Regions from separate parts of the Homo sapiens genome. Here all the other regions are linked to region 1. A link is a contact called in ENCODE Hi-C or POLR2A ChIA-PET data. All regions are on one chromosome and are shown on one strand. The core of a region is the stretch at or near the end of the contact, and the rest is flanking DNA. Distances in the headings are between cores, read along the strand shown. Region 1 overlaps TRERF1 (transcriptional regulating factor 1). Region 2 overlaps LOC112267957 (a long non-coding RNA gene). Region 3 holds the start of FOXP4 (forkhead box P4). Region 4 holds the start of SRF (serum response factor). Region 5 holds the start of PRICKLE4 (prickle planar cell polarity protein 4).

Region 1 (2,894 bases), core at 240-2,739:
TTGGCCAGGCTGGTCTGGAGCTCTTGACCTCAAGTGATCCACCCGCCTTGGCCTCCCAAAGTGCTAGGATCATAGATGTGAGCCACCGTGCCTGGCCTCCTCAGTTTTTTTTAGATCCCAGCCTTCTTATCTGCAGATAAGCAGTTCTCAACCCTGTAGGCACATTAAAATCACTGGGAAACTTATAAAAGGAAACAGTTGATGTCAGAGCCCCACTCCAGACTGAATGTGTCAGAATCTTGGGGAGCCTGGGAATTTTTTTCAGAAATGCAGCTAACATTGGGAACCCCTGGATTCGGGTCATCTTAATTGCTCATTTTAGCCCTAAAATGTTACTATTCTCTGTATTGTATCATATAATTTCATTCCTTTCAGATACTGTGCACAAATGTCATAAACTTCTTACATACCAAGAAGTCATTTTTTAACTAAAAAACTCCCCATAATTCTCATTAGGCCTGTGATATAATGCCTATGTCCTGCAATCAATAAATTAGAATCATAAATGTAGTAAAACATCAAATAATTACTTTTTTGACCCAGAAGTCCAAAGCGTGGACTTTAATCTTTAATTTCTCATTCCCTCATTTTGAAAAAACTACTGCCTGGAGTCCTGGGGCCATCTCTATTTGTAAAGAAGACGCTGAAACATTGAGACATTACTGGAAGTGTCTTTGCTAGAAGAATTGTGTATACCGTAAGTTCCAAATTAGGAGGTCCAGTTTGGGGAAGCTTTATCGGATCTAAATTCTACATGGAGTGGGAGGTGTTTAGAGTCTTGGTGCTTGCTGTTTTATCTTTACCATTGAAGTTCTTGGTTTTGTCTCTTCCTAAATGAGTCATTTTTTTAAAAAGGAACCTAACTTGGGGGGGCGAGGAAACCACTGCGGGAGGTGCTGTGTGGGGGCGCCGAGGAGCCAACCATCAGGAGACTGAGTTTACAGCTGGGCCCTCCACTCAGGAGGGGTAGAGGGACCTGTCCTTGCTGAGGGTGACTCAGAGACAAGTGGGACATAACCTGGTTGGGGAGGTACAATAGGAAGGTATTGATGTTGTGTATTAATCTACCGAGTATTTACTGGAGCACAGCCACCAAGTATACTGCCTGGATGCAGGGCCCATTCCACGGGCACTTGGGAGATTGTGAACAATCTCCCAAGTTTGTCCTCTACTTGAGATGAGACACAGATTGTGTCCACATTTGCCTGCACTTTCAGATAAGTGAACTGAAGTTATCGAGCCCCATACTGGTGTGAGCAATGCAAGTAAAAATGTTAGGGCCAGGCAGGGTGTCAAAGTGGAAGGAGATGGCAGCTGAGGACCCCATTGTGGAATGCTAAAGGGCCCGATGATACAGACGCTGGCCGGGCAGCCAGATGGAGATCAGATCGGGGATGGGAGCTCTGCGGGACCTCTGTGTGTCACTTCCCCTTTCTGTGCTAAGATCTCCCAGCTGAAAAATGGTCCCCTGCTATACACCTCAGTCACCAGGCCCCTGCCAGCTGTTGGGAGTACCTGATGTCCTAGATGCCTGAGTGGGTAGGGGTGGGAGAGAGAGCAGGAGGGGGTGAGCAGAGCCTGGCTTTGGAAACCAGAGCAGCTCCACACATTTTGGCCCAAATCCCTCCCATGCTTGGGGTGAGGAGAAGCCCAGGGTAAGGGTGCCTCCCTACAGCCAGGAAGATCTTGGTGCGGTGGGAGTGTTGGCTCTGCACGCCTCTCCTCCACACAGAGCCCCCAGCAGGGCCGGATTTCATCTTTTCTCAGTGGCGTGCAGCCTCTTGCCATTGTGCATGCGTGTTTTCTAAGTTTGTCACAAACTTCCTGTTTAGGTACAATCAGAGGCTCGGAGCTTTGTGTGTTTTGAAACCCGGGCATTCACCGAGGTCCGGTGCTTCTCTCTTACCAGCAGTGGGGTGGCCTGTTTGTTTCTTTGCGGACTTCTGCCATCCTTCTTTGCAAACCTTCTTGCTGGGAAATGCTCTGTGGCCTCTGTGCTTGTTTCTGTTAGTAAGAGTGGAGAGAGCTGTGAGGTCTGAAGGCTGGAAAGGGGGAGGGGAGCAACACTGAGTGTGCCCCTTATGTAAGGCCAGGCCTGTGCTAGATATTATACTTCTATACACTTAATTTTATTTAGGCCTCACAGTCACTCATGCAGAGCCAGCCTCCAAGAGGTGAAGGCTGACCTGGCTGACGAGGTCAGGATTTGATCGCAGGCCTGACTCCAGTGCTCCTGTGACTTCAGCTAAGTCCTGAGGAGTACAATGCCCCTTTGGTTGCCCCTGGTTTGGGCAGATCCTGATTTCTTATGGGGCATCTTGGTGACAGCATCCCCTTGAAACCTGTGGTTTTCTCTCAGCCCCATGTTACCCAGATCTGCCTGTCTGCCTGGGGTGATCAGATGGCCCTTGAGTGTTTTGCTGATTTTCACCTTTCCCAGGCATCTCCCTCTTGTGGCTCTGGGAATCCCAGAATTGTTAGATGGTGGTCCATAGCTGGTGATCGAAGTGGATCAGTCCAGCTCCTCATTTCCCAAAATAGAATATTCTTTTTCCTGCTTCTGGTTGCCCAGTCCTGACTGTTCTGCCAGTCACCATGAGCTTCTCCACACAGCTGGATTTCTCACATTTCAAGCTCTCCCTTGAAGAAGGAAGAAGAGAGTATATCTATCTATGTCTACAAAAGCATGTGAAAGGGTGGTAAAGGAAGGACACCAAGACCTTGAATATGCAGGTGCAGGAAGAGGAGGGAGGAGCCAAACCCAGCCATCCTCCTCCCCGTTAGAGTGGATGTTAGGAGGTGCCGGACTCTGGTGCCTCCTGCACAGGAAGAATAGGTATGCCTCCCAGCTTCAAGAAGGCCCTGTGTCTCTTCACTTGGCCATCTTGGTTCTC
Region 2 (2,894 bases), core at 293-2,792, 900 kb after region 1:
TCTTTGTGTGCCAAGCCCTGTTGGGGTGGAGGGGGGACTTACAGAAAGAGAACTATAAGACACTCATTTAGTCAGCAAATGTTTGCTGGGTGGTTACTATGGGCCAGCACCATTCTAGGCACTGCAGAGTAGCTGGTGAACCTGACAGCCTAGGCTGGCACTCTTGGAGCTTAAATTGTAGGTGGGGGGAAGAAAGAAGGCCAGGGATGTGTCTGGAGCCAATGAAGAGGGGAAGAGGGAAATGAGACTGAGTTGGAGAGGTGGGGCCCAGGGCAGTTTGGCAGGCTCTTACCAGTTCAGATTTTATTGCAAATGAAATGGCAAAGGCAGGGGTCCCAGGGTCCCTCCCAAGGCAGGTCCCTGAGTGCACATGTTTGTTGAGAGAGAAAGGGAACATCTAAACGATGAAAGCAGTCTCCTAGGAGCTGGGATTCTCTGTGAGGGATGCACAGTCCCACTTAGTGAGGTGAGAGGCAGGGGTTCTCCCTGCTAATCTCAACTAAGGGAGCCGTAGACTGGTCCAGGCTTCCCGCTCCCATTCATCTCTATTCACCAACTCCCCCCTCCCCACTCCCTGCCTCCTCACCCCACCCCCTGCTTCCCACTTTTTCTCCGTACTCCCCATCTGGCCTTCCAGGTGCTAAGTGGCCTTTGCGTCCCCATCTGACTTAGGTCAGGGTCTCAGGAGTTCTGGGTCTGGGTGTTTGGGCTCTGTGGACAGTCAACACGGCAAAGGCAGCCCGGGGGCACAATCCAGACGTGACCCCAAGCCTTCTGGGCCAGCCTGAGCCCTGGTCAAGGAGCAGAGCCCTATCCCCTATCTGGCACCCAGCACCTCCACCCAGTCCCACCCCTATCTGTCTCTCTTGAGGCTACAGCTCCTCCTTTATCCCCAGTGCAGGCTGGACATTCTTAGGACAGACGTCTGAGCCCTAGGAGAGACCAAAGAGACTCATTAGGCAATCAATCAAGCAGTCAATCAGTCAATCAACCAGCAAGGCAGGGACCAAGCTCCAACTGAGAAGAGATTCACTAATTTGGAAATGTGTGGATGTTTAATCAAAATGAAGAAACTGCCCTGCTTCAGAAGAAAAGAGTGTCCTTCCAGCGACCGTTTGGTGGCTTTTGTGTTTTTTCTGTGGGGGAGGGGCAGGAGGCAGGCTCTTACTTGATTATCTGTGGGTGGGGGCTAGTAAATGAGTGGGAAGTTGGGGGTGCGGGGTCTCTGTCTTCCCCCGCATCCATAACTCCAATCCAATCCACATTTGGGTTGGGTTTCTTCCAACCCAAATGGTGGGTGCCGTCCACAGGTTAGGCCTCAGTGTTGACAGCAGCAGGGGTCTGCCCGGCGCTTCCTACCCCACCTCCACAACTCCATCCCTTGGCCTCTCTCTCTTCCCTCTATTCTCCCAGCGTCCCTCCAGCTCACAGTGGCTTTGGCATGGGCTAGAGTAGGAGGGGACGGTGAGATCATCAAAGTCCCTTGGGGCCCAGGAAGTCCCAACGGTGGCCAGCGCCTGAAGGCAGAGTAAGGACCCAGGGTGCCCAGGAGTTCCACCCGGAGCCTTTCTTGGATTCAAGCCTGAGCCGCAACCCCCACTTTCTGGCACAAAGCTGGAGGCGGCGCCTCCCTAAAAGCGCGCCCCGAAGCCTCGCGGGGTGTCCTTCCGGCTCCTCCGCTTGAGTCAGCCCAGCTGCGGATTCACCCCACCTAGGCCTGGCAGCCGACCCCTCCTCTCCCCTCCCCCGTCTCTCTTCAGTCCTCTCCTTCCCTCCCACTGCGCGTTAGCGCTCCCTTCGCGTTTTTCCGACGGTCCCGCGGGTCCCGCCGAGTGACTAATCCAGCAGGTTGAGCAACTAGCCGGCGCTGGCGCCCCGGAGACGGCGGGTCATCCCCCTCGGCGCTGCGCAGTGCCCGGGCCTTGAACTTCCCCGGCCCCCGCGCTGGCCCAGATGGCTCCCGCCGTCCAGTCCGGCTTAGCAGCTCGCTCCGGGTGCCTAGGACGCGCGGCCCGGCCCTGGCCGTCCCTGAGGGCGCGGGTGGGGCGGGGCGCTCGGGGACCACCAGACTCTCCAGGGTGGGAAAGGAAGGTGTCTCCTCTTCCCGAGCTCGAGCAGGGAGACTGCGTGGGGAGCGGCGCCCCGAGAAGGCGAGGACCAATGCAATGCCTGGCCCTCACCGCCTTCTCAGCTCAGTGTCTTTGCACGTTCTGGAAGGTCGGGTGTGTTTGAAGAATGTTTGAAGAATGCAGTCTGCACCTCCGGCTGGGGCTGTTGAGGGTGCCCAGAGGCACTCGCCCCAGAAACGTGCGCGCGCTCACACACACACACACGCGCGCGCGCGCGCGCGCACACACACACACACACACCCCTCTTCCTCAGGCCGCCGCTCACTCTTGGGGATCTCACTTTTCTTCTCGCTCAGGGACTCCTACGGTTGCCCCTCTTCGCCGCCCTTCGCACCACCCCCTTCCTTGCCTCTTCCCCACCTTTCTCACTGTCAGCGCCTACCGCTTTGTCTGTCTGTCTGTCTCTGACCGGCTCTCTCACTCACTCGGGATGTTTATCTAATTGTTTCCCCGAGCTCCGAGGCAGGCTCTCCTGCCGTCAAACTCTGCCATCCCCACTCTGCCTGTGTAATTTAAAGCTGTAGTTAAATTATGACTTCTCCGGACCTGTTGTGGCACCTACGCCTAAGCCTAATTAAATGATCACATCCATTCTGAAGGCAGCTCTCTTCTCCCCTCCAACGTTAATTACAACATAAGAGGCTTTAATGGCCCGCCTCACCTCCAGCTCCTGGAAAGAAAGGTCAGGCGATTAATTTTCGTCATTAATCTTTTCCCAATGTGGACACTGTGCTGTCACCGGAGCCTATTAAGCCCCCTTTGGCC
Region 3 (2,894 bases), core at 116-2,615, 820 kb after region 1:
TGGCCTCCGGGCCCCCGTGGCCGCCCTCTCTTCCCCCCTTAAGTGGTGAAGCGGGAGCTCTCTCCACAGCGGGTGAGTAGAGGTGTCAGCCAGATCGTTTCCCCACCCTCCACCTCCGGCGCACAAATCACAGGGGCCATTTCCAGACGCTCTCAAGTCCCCAAGAAGTTTTCCGCTCTATCCCCGAGCTGACCGAGCGATGGAAAAGGGGCTGACTGGCCCTGGCACTTCCGAGGTGCGACCTCAGCAAGACAAGTCCCCTCTTCACCAGAGACGACACGGCGGGTAGGACCGCGATCCCCCGCTCTCTTGCCCCCATTTTCATCTGTCTCCGGCGCGTCCTGGGGAGTCCGGTACCGACTAGAGTTGGGGGGAGCCACTTCCCTTCCCAGCTCTGGAAAGTCTGGGCCGGGAAGTATTCTTTGTCTGACTCGGGGCGGGGAGGGGGTCGCGCCCCCGTACACCCCATTCCCAGAGGCCCGGCGGGGAGGGGGCGGGGCCCAGATTCTTGGGGAAGGGCGGGCCTCGGTGGCCTCTCCGGCCGCCCCCCTCCCCGCCCCGGCCTCCGGCTGCCCCCACTCCCGCCGCGCCACAGCCCCCACCTGTTCCCGAGGCAGCTCCGGCCCGCTGGGGCCCGGGCCAGGGGCGGAATGTCGCGGCTGCGCGGGGTCAGTGCGCCACGGCCGGCCCTGGCTGGAACAAAGTGCGCCGGCCCGGGCCCGGCTCCTCCTGGCGCCCGGCGCCCAGCGCGTCTCGGGCGGGCAGTTTGCAAACACAAAGTGAGCCAGCGAGCGGGCGAGAGAGTGCGCGAGCGAGGGAGTTGGTCTGGTCGCCCGCCCAGCCCCCACCCACGTCCCTGGGCCCGACCCGCCACCTACCTGTCCCGCCCGGCCGCTCCGTGCGGGCTCCGGCCCGTCAGCCCGCGCGGGGCATGGGGCTCGCTCCGGTCGCAGCCCGGGCCCGCCGCCGCCCGCCGGGGCTGCCCTTCCGCGCCGCCCCGCGTCGCGCAGCTCCCGGGCGTCCTCCCAGCGCGCCGGGCCGACCGCCGCGCGCCTCAACCCCGCCGGGGCATGGCACTTTGTGGGCTGCTTGGCTCGCTCCGGCTCCGCTCTTCCTTCCCGGTCCTTCCGCGACGCTCGTCAGCTCGCTCCGGCTCCCGGGCTCCCGGACCCCGGCGTCCCCGCCCCCGGCCCAGCCCTGGTTCCGGCCCGGGCTCCTCCCCGCCGCGCCGCCGCCGCCTGCGCCGCGCCCTCCTCGCGGGCTGGGGGCTCCGTCCCGGCCGCCGGCCGCCGGCCGCACTGTCCGGTCCGCAGGGACGGCGGGCTCCGGACTCCGAGGGGCTGCGACTGAGCCTGGGCTGCGAGTGGCTGCGAGCGGGCGGCGCGCGGGCGGGGCGGGAGGGGGCGGGGGAGGAGGAGGGTGGAGAGGGAAGGAGGGAGCGCGCGGAGAGCGAGGGAGGAGGGAGCGAGAGAGCAAGCGGCGGAGGGAGGGGAGACCAACTTCTAGTGCTACCATAATTCGCCTAAAGCAGGTGCAGCAACTTTCACCCCGCCTGGCAGCCCGCTGAGAGCGAGAGAAAACCACGTGCACCAAACTTTAGGGGAGGAAAAATGGGAACGTGGGGAGAAGACGTGAGGCGGCAGATCTGAAAAAGATGGTAGGTGGAGGGACCCCAGGGATTCACCCTGGCCTCGGACTAATCCTATGGGGCGCTTGCAAACCCCGGCCATCCCCTGGAGTCTGAAGGTACGGCCAAGTCCTGATCCCACACGGTTCACTGGTTCCCGGCGGGCTGCGCTCGGCGCGGGGAGTGGCCGGGGGCCCAGAGACGGAGCCAGTGTCAGGCCCGGGCCCTGTCTGGCCTCCCTCCTGCTCCCCACTGCGTGGGGGCTGGGGGTGGGCTTCCTGAGCCGAGGGTAGAAGGTGGGGAGGCCCCTTCAGGGCTTTGTGAACGGTCACCCCCTGGCGCGCACTGCCTCCCTCTGCGGAAAGGGAATTTCCCGTAAAGTGCTCTGCGAACCAGTGAAGAAGGGGCCCAAGGCCAGAGCCATGCGGGCAAAGTGAAGTGCAAAGTTGAGGCAATTATCCGGACAAATTAGATTGTAAACAAAACCCCGCGTCTCTGAACATCGCTTTTGCCCAGGGGGACTGGAGGGATTGTGGTGGTGGCGGCGATGGTGTGTTTGGGTTGGGAGGGGGAGGTCTGGGTGAGGAAATGCCCACGGCCCAAGGGGGAGGGCTGTGTTGTTAGCAGACGCACCACTCAGAGTCCCGTGGAAATCTCAATACCCGTCCCCCTCCCCGCCCCACACACGCCGGAAACATCTCCCATCTGTCTGCATGTGTTGGGGGTGGGGAGAAGTGAAGGAGGCCTCAGGGGTCCTCATGAAGTACCCCAACCCAGCTCAGTGATGCCGGGTCCCCATGACCAAGGGAGGATCCTGTTGTGGGATCAGGACAAGAAGACAGTGGCTCTTGAAGCCTCTCCTGGCCCTAAATCCTCAGGCAGGTGGACAAGAGGCTGGCATAGTATGTGAGCCCCTGTGGAGTGGGAGCTGGAAGCCTGAGGTGTGGGGTCGGAGCTGCAAGGATTGATGCTTAGTTGCCTGGGGGGAGGGGATTTCTTGGCCGTTCCAGTGGTCCTTGAAAGAAAAGGGGACCTCAGAGAGGAGGCACCCTCTTGGGTTGTTTTTCATCACTTCTGTCCCTTTTCTGCAATGTTAGTGACACCTGCACAGGTCCACATTTTATGTATTTGCCTTTTTGGGCAGGTGGGACAGGCATACTTAGGTCCTGCTGGAGCGTTTTAGATTTCTAGGTGTGAAATTGTGCAGGGAAGACTCTAAGTGCCATTTATGTGGATATCTCAGTGTCCTTTCCAGTGTGGCAACTGA
Region 4 (2,894 bases), core at 224-2,723, 800 kb before region 1:
GGTTCCTGCTGCTCAGGGCAGCACCAGTTCTCCTGCCCCGCTCCCTTACCTGGTCCCTAACCCTGCCTGTCCTTCCAACCAGCACTACTCTCGTGGTGCCCACTTCCTCCCACACATGTTCGCTCATTGTTGTCATGCAGCTCCAGCCTCCTCACCTCCATACCTTCTCGTTTGCTCCCTGCTTTTCCGGCGCCCTCGTCCGAACACCGGAGTGCACTGGACCTACTGATCCCGGGTTCTCATTATCCACCTCCCCGGCAGCCTCGTAGCCTCCCATCACCGCTCCTCACCCCTTCACTCAGCAAGGGCCCTCTTCCTCTCTGGCGCCGGTCACTCCCACCTCTGCGCCTTTCCCCACGGTTGCGAGCGTTCGCGGGATCTCCCCTCTCCCCACATTTCCCCGGCGGCCCCTCCCCTTCGGCCCTCCCCGGGCAGGAGCCATCCCCTCCCACACACCTCCTGCGGACTCGCAGCCTCTCACCTCCGCCTCGGCTCTGCGGTCCTCCCGGGCTCCCTTTGCACATCCCCACCCCAACCGGGCCCCGGGGCCGGCCAGCCCCCCGGCTTGGTACCTTCTTCATGATGCCCGTCTTCCTCTTGCTGAAGGTCGTGTAGCGCCGCAGCTTGTTGTCGATGAACTCCATCTTGATCTTCACGCGGCCCCGGGTCTTCTTACCCGGCTTGGCCCCGCTCACCGCGCCGCTCACCGGCCCGTAGCCCCCGGTGGCCGCTGCCGACGCCTCGGGCCCACCGACCACCATACCGATCTCCATCTCGCTCAGGCTCCGCTTCAGGCCGCGCCGCTCGGCGCCCAGCTCCTCCTCCTCGCCCGACTCCGAGTCGCCCTCGCTGCCGCTGTAGAGGGCCCCCGCGGTGGGCGCCGGGGTGGTTGCCGCCGCTGCCGCAGCCTCCCGCTCCAGGCGGCCGGGCCCGAGCCCCGCGCCATTCCCGGGGACCCGGCCCCCGTTAGCCCCGCGTGTCCCGCCGCCGCCGCCCGGCCGCCCCGTCGGGGTCCGGTTCAGGCTGCCCCCCAGGGCCGAGCCCCGGCCCAGAGCCGCCGCGGCCCCAGCTTGGGTCGGTAACATGGCGCTCGATGCAGGAGGGCGGACGGGCAGTCAGCGAGGAATCGGAGCCGCCGCAGCCGCCGCCATCGGCTTCCCGGCTCAACCCGGCACTCCCGCTGCTGCTAGTGCCGCTATCGCTGCCGCGGCCGCCGCTGCGAACCCGGGGCCCCTGCACGCCCGGGCCGACCTGGGCCCTCACTTTCCTGCCCCTGTGGCCCGGGTTGCCCCAGGCCGCGCGCAGCGCCCCCTGTCCGTCTGCTAGGGCGGCGCGCCGGGCGGCCGTCAGCGTCCCCCGGGGGGCAGGGGCTGCTGGCCGCGGCCGAGACGGCGGGTGGAGGGGGCCGGGACCACGCGCTGGCGGCGGAGGGATCCCCCGACCCTTCCCCCCATATAAAGAGATACAATGTTTCCTTTTATGGCGAGGCCGCTCCTTATATGGTGAGCCCCAGCGCCCCCGCCCCATTGGTCCGTGGTTCCGGCACCTCCGCTCCCCATTGGCCCACAAGAGGGCGCTTATTTGCATAGACATACCGAACTCGTTGCTGTCATCTCGCGTCAGACCGCGACTCTGAGAGGGGTGGAGCCGACGCCTCTTAAAGGAACCGGAGAGCAGGCACGATTCCGCCTCCCTGAACCCGAGAATGATAGAACGGTTTGGGAGGCACCCGCGGAGAAGGAGGCTGGGACTGGAGCGCAGTCTTGCGGAAGAGAGGGAGCAGCACTAGTAAATGGGCACCGGGACCGCTGGAGGCAAACACTGGGGAAACCCCTGGGTGGATTGTGGGGTTTGCAGTAAATAAAAAAATACAGCCCAAATTCCAAGGGAGGAGTGCAGGGATTGATTGGAGCATTTCCTCACGCCTTCCTAAGGGAGGCACAGTTATTGGCTGAGCGGAGAGAGCTTGGGTCCCCGCCCGGTGTCCAGACTCGTCGCGCCCCAGCCTCTCAGCTCTAACTTTTCCCCTACCCCCAACTTCCCTTCCCTTTCCCTCGCTTTTGTAGGCGACGAAACTTTCCCACCGGGCTGGCTCGAGGATCTTCATTCATCATCCTCTGCACTGGGGGGTCTTTGGCAGACATACATCTGGAAAAGGCTGGTGGAGGGGAGGGCGAGAGAGAGAGATCGGCCTCCCAGTCCTGAGGCGGGCAGGGAGGAGAGACGGAGATCAGGGAGGAGAGATGGAGATCAGTGAAGACTTCCAGCTGCAGGCTGGACTTGGGGAGGAGGACGTCCCGAGGATAAAGCCCACCCTACAGCCAGTGCAAAGACTTGGGAAAGTGTGGCCCGACAGAAAGTTTAAGCCCAAGCAAGCACGCTCGCGCACACACACGCACATACACACACTTCTCTGGAAAGCCCGTTGGAGAAAAAAAAAAAAGTTTCACACAGGGTATCGCTCTGTCGCCCAACCTGGAGTGCAGTGGCGGGATCTGAGCTCATTGCAACCTCTGCCTCCCGGGTTCAAGCGATTCTCCCACCTCCGCCTCTCACGTAGCTGGAACTACAGGTGCGCGCCACCACTCTGGCCTAATTTTTGTATTTTTTGTAGAGATGGGGTTTTGCCATGTTGCCCAGACTGGTTTCGAACTCCTGGCCTCAAGCGATCCTTCCCCCTCGGCTTCCCAAAGTGCTGGGATTATAGGCATGAACCACCGTGCCCAGCAGAAAAAAAAAAAAAAAAAAAAAAAAACTTAAAAGATTAGAACTGGGGTGCTGCAAAGTGAGGTTCAAGCTCTGGGTCTGGGTCTTTTCTCCAAAGCAGTGAAAATAGCTTGGACTTTGCTGTTACAGAATTATTTAAATCTGGAATCTGCCTCTTGGTAAGCCCT
Region 5 (2,894 bases), core at 201-2,700, 590 kb after region 1:
GGCGTGGTAATGTGTGCCTGTAATCCCAGCTACTCCAGAGGCTGAGGCAGGAGAATCGCTCCAACCTACCTGGAAGGCAGAGGTGGCAGTGAGCTGAGATCATGCCACTGCACTCCAGCCTGGGCAACAGAGTGAGACTCCGTCTCAAAAAAAAAAAAAAAAAAGCGACTATTAATGTAGAGAAGAGATGAGCCCCGCCCTCAAGGAGCTCATAGTGGGTAAGACAAAGATGAAACCAGGTAGAATGGGATCAATCAGAGCTCGGGACAGACATACAAAAACCCTGGAGAAAAAAATAACCAGAGCAAACTTTTTAATAATATTTACTCTGTGCCAAGGACTCTTCTAGAATATTACATAATATAGTCCATCCTCACAATAATCTTATGAGGTAATCTCTTTCATTCCACTTGACAGTTGAAACAAGTTAATTAACTTGCCCAAGATCATACCAGAGGCTAAGGGAAGCCTTAGGGGGACCTGGCTTCTGAGAGCTGGGATAGATTCTGAAAGTAGCTGGGCACAGGAGGGTCATCATCAAATCCCTGGCCTCTAAGACTGGGCCAGGGATTCGTACTGGGGTTGAGGTGAGGGTTTGGACTGTAACAGTTAATATTGCTTCCCAGCACTGAACCCTCCTCAGCACCGCCCCTCCACTCCCACTTCAAATGTCCTGTGCCACCCTTCCCTCCTTCCTGGCTTCACACCCACCTGCTTCCTTCCTCTTCTGTCCTTCAGGTCAGGTTTCCTGTGGAAGGTGGCCAGGATGGGCTGTTCACACCAGGAGTAGCCACTAACAGCACTGCCCCTGCTCCAGGCAGCAAGAAAGGAGGGGGCGTCTGGGGCCCCAGGAGGGGACTTGCACCCTCTTCCATTTTGGCTCTAGTTTGCATAGAATTGTCCAACACAGAAACAACACTCAGAAATCAGGCCTCTATTCCTCACCCTTCCAATCTCCCCAAAGGCAGCCAAACTCCACCTCCACCTAGCACTGGAACACCCTTACTAACAGGCCAGCTGGATTCCTTCCATAATTCCCTTCCCCCTCCCACCTCAGATAAGGGACAGAGCTGAACCCCTTGTCTTGCCTCCGTGCAGAGCCTCCGTGCAAGAGGGCTCAGGAGCTGGACATCCCCAACACCCGCTGCCCTGAAGGGCAGAGCCCGAGAGGACTTAGGGCTTGGGGAGGTGGAGGGATGGGAAGATTTCTGGGGACAGTGGGAGGGAGAAGGAAGGGGAGTGCCCAGTCCCGCCAACTGCCCTCTCGATAGATCCCCAGAGTTTTTCTGGAACTTGGCGGGCCCGCCTCCGGGGCTGGGACGCGGTGTTTCCCGAGTCCGCTGGGGTTCCCGGTCTGGCTGCTGGGATTTTAGGGGAGGGGACCAGGACTCCGCTGGGGTCTCACCCTCGCTGTGCGTCGCTGTCCGGGCAGTTCTGGACCGACTCTGCCGTCAGGCCCCTCACCCGGTCCCCACCCCAAGGCTTCAGCGCCCGCCCCCGTCCGCCCCCGCCCGCCCTAATAGCGCGGCCCTTCCTCTCCCACGCCCCAGCGGCCCCCGCCCGCCCCTCCCCGGCTGGTGGAGAGGGGCGGCTCAGGGAGGGGCCTGGAGCTGCAGATTGGGGGGAGGAAAAAAAAAAGGAAAACAAAACCACATTTATGGGATCTCAGGGTGGAAATGTGCGGGCTCCATGGCCTCTGCCATGCAGGTGCAAGGGCTCTCTGGCTCGGACTGCGCCCGGCAGGCATCCAGCAGACGCCGGGAGCCGCGTTTACGCTGGGTTTTCAACCATTCGCTGAATGGAAACGCCTCGCCGGGCCCGCAGCCCTGTCTCTCCGCAGTTCCCAGGTCTCCCCAAACTCTCCCTGTGGTCTCCCAGCCCCGCTCCTCCGCGTGTTTCCCTTCAGTTCTCTCCCCCTTGTCCCCAGTGGTCCCCCTGGCCCCTTCCCCTCCCCTCAACCCTCTTCCAGGTTCCATCGTCTTGCCCTTCTCCTTTCAGGTCCCTTCAGACCCTCTCCCCTTCCCTTCGTTTCTCGCCCAACCCTCCGTCCCCTTTCCGCTCCCCGGACCACCCCCAACTTTGGTGTCCTCAGCCCCGCCTCCGCGCCCCGCCTCCGCCGCAGGCTCCGCCCTGTCCCCTCCGGGCTTGCTCAGCCCCTGGCCAGGAGCGCCCTCTGGCGTCTGCGCATGCTCACTGCTCCCGACTGCAAAGTCCTCCAAAGGGACCTTCTAGGCTGCGTGCCGGTCGCCCCCGCTCGGGTCCGCCAGCCCGCAGCGTCTCGTTGGTGCTGCCGGTGACCTCCGACCCCGCGGCCGCGGGGCGGGGCGGGGCGGGGAGGCCTTAGCTCCGGGCGGGCGGCGGCTGCTGCAGCGGGACCCGGGAGCGGGGCCCGGCGCCGCCCGGGCCGCGGGGCGATGTGAGTCGGGGCGCGGCGGGGCGGGGACGAGGCGGCTTCACCGAGGCCGCGCCGCGCCGCGCCGCGCCGCGCCGCAGTCTCCACTCCCTCCCTAGGAAGCCCCGGGCGGGCGGGCAGGCGGCGGAGCACCGGGGCTGGGGGCGGGGATCCGGGGACAGCGCGCACCCAGACCTCCTCATTCCTTACGGGCATGTAGAAATTCCCCTTGACAGTCCTGTAGCCTGTCCTGCAGCCTCTGGCTCCCCCAACCCACCTCTACCCTCTCCGCCCTGGACACATCATCGCATCTCCTGGAGCCCTCAGAACCCCCTCATTCACTCAACAAATCTCCTGCTATGCCCACGGACCCACCATTTCTCTTGGATGCCCCCAAATGCTTCCACTGCCCGGAAATTCCTAGGATCCCTCATATCCCCATTCTCCTTGCACTATCCAAAATGCCCACATCCAAAATTCTTGCTCATGTTTCCCCAAACGT

The links. A loop is a pair of places that touch in the nucleus more often than their neighbours do. ChIA-PET counts read pairs that join two places held with the same protein, here RNA polymerase II (POLR2A). Pooled maps may share reads with other maps.
Region 2: POLR2A ChIA-PET joins it to region 1 with 16 read pairs in PC-3. The contact joins two enhancer-like sites. POLR2A ChIA-PET finds 5 or more read pairs at or near these places in 2 of 52 experiments (PC-3 and WTC11).
Region 3: a pooled map shows a loop between it and region 1 (4-fold over the local background). The contact joins the promoter of FOXP4 here to the enhancer-like site in region 1. A Hi-C loop is called at or near these places in 2 of 50 pooled maps. POLR2A ChIA-PET finds 5 or more read pairs at or near these places in 2 of 52 experiments (CD4-positive, alpha-beta T cell and activated CD4-positive, alpha-beta T cell).
Region 4: a loop to region 1 is called in a pooled map, with 6 times the contacts of the local background. The contact joins the promoter of SRF here to the enhancer-like site in region 1. A Hi-C loop is called at or near these places in 1 of 37 single-sample maps with no recorded cell type and 3 of 50 pooled maps. POLR2A ChIA-PET finds 5 or more read pairs at or near these places in 1 of 52 experiments (activated T-cell).
Region 5: a pooled map shows a loop between it and region 1 (5-fold over the local background). The contact joins the promoter of PRICKLE4 here to the enhancer-like site in region 1. A Hi-C loop is called at or near these places in 1 of 37 single-sample maps with no recorded cell type and 4 of 50 pooled maps. POLR2A ChIA-PET finds 5 or more read pairs at or near these places in 1 of 52 experiments (activated B cell).

The regions. Positions count from the first base shown.
Region 1 is chr6:42,366,371-42,369,264 of GRCh38, reverse strand. The region is part of intron 2 of TRERF1 (transcriptional regulating factor 1); the gene reads left to right. Among named protein-coding and RNA genes, the nearest start is that of TRERF1, 84 kb to the left of the region's middle. RefSeq lists an enhancer at 1,200-1,289. Within about 2 kb of position 1,489, at least 16 of the 41 ENCODE cell types and tissues checked have a DNase peak (open chromatin) inside an H3K27ac peak, as active enhancers do; they include CD4-positive, alpha-beta T cell, where a contact is called at or near this core.
Region 2 is chr6:41,469,584-41,472,477 of GRCh38, reverse strand. The region is part of intron 2 of LOC112267957 (a long non-coding RNA gene); the gene reads left to right. Among named protein-coding and RNA genes, the nearest start is that of LINC01276, 31 kb to the left of the region's middle. RefSeq lists an enhancer at 1,553-2,204. Within about 2 kb of position 1,542, at least 5 of the 41 ENCODE cell types and tissues checked have a DNase peak (open chromatin) inside an H3K27ac peak, as active enhancers do.
Region 3 is chr6:41,544,852-41,547,745 of GRCh38, reverse strand. FOXP4 (forkhead box P4) reads right to left here and starts at 1,365. Exons shown (of 17, transcript NM_001012426.2): 1 at 879-1,365. All of the region lies in intron 1 of FOXP4-AS1 (FOXP4 antisense RNA 1), which reads left to right. RefSeq lists silencers at 49-198, 489-668, 739-1,418, 1,749-2,018 and an enhancer at 1,569-1,678.
Region 4 is chr6:43,169,848-43,172,741 of GRCh38, reverse strand. SRF (serum response factor) reads right to left here and starts at 1,473. Exons shown (of 7, transcript NM_003131.4): 1 at 573-1,473. The coding sequence starts at 1,085. RefSeq lists enhancers at 45-254, 1-513, 1,540-2,269 and a silencer at 985-1,564.
Region 5 is chr6:41,779,338-41,782,231 of GRCh38, reverse strand. PRICKLE4 (prickle planar cell polarity protein 4) reads right to left here and starts at 1,450. Exons shown (of 8, transcript NM_013397.6): 1 at 1,406-1,450; 2 at 712-882. It overlaps FRS3 (fibroblast growth factor receptor substrate 3), which reads left to right and starts at 2,332. Exons shown (of 7, transcript NM_006653.5): 1 at 2,332-2,416. RefSeq lists silencers at 1,667-1,736, 2,017-2,426, 2,457-2,606.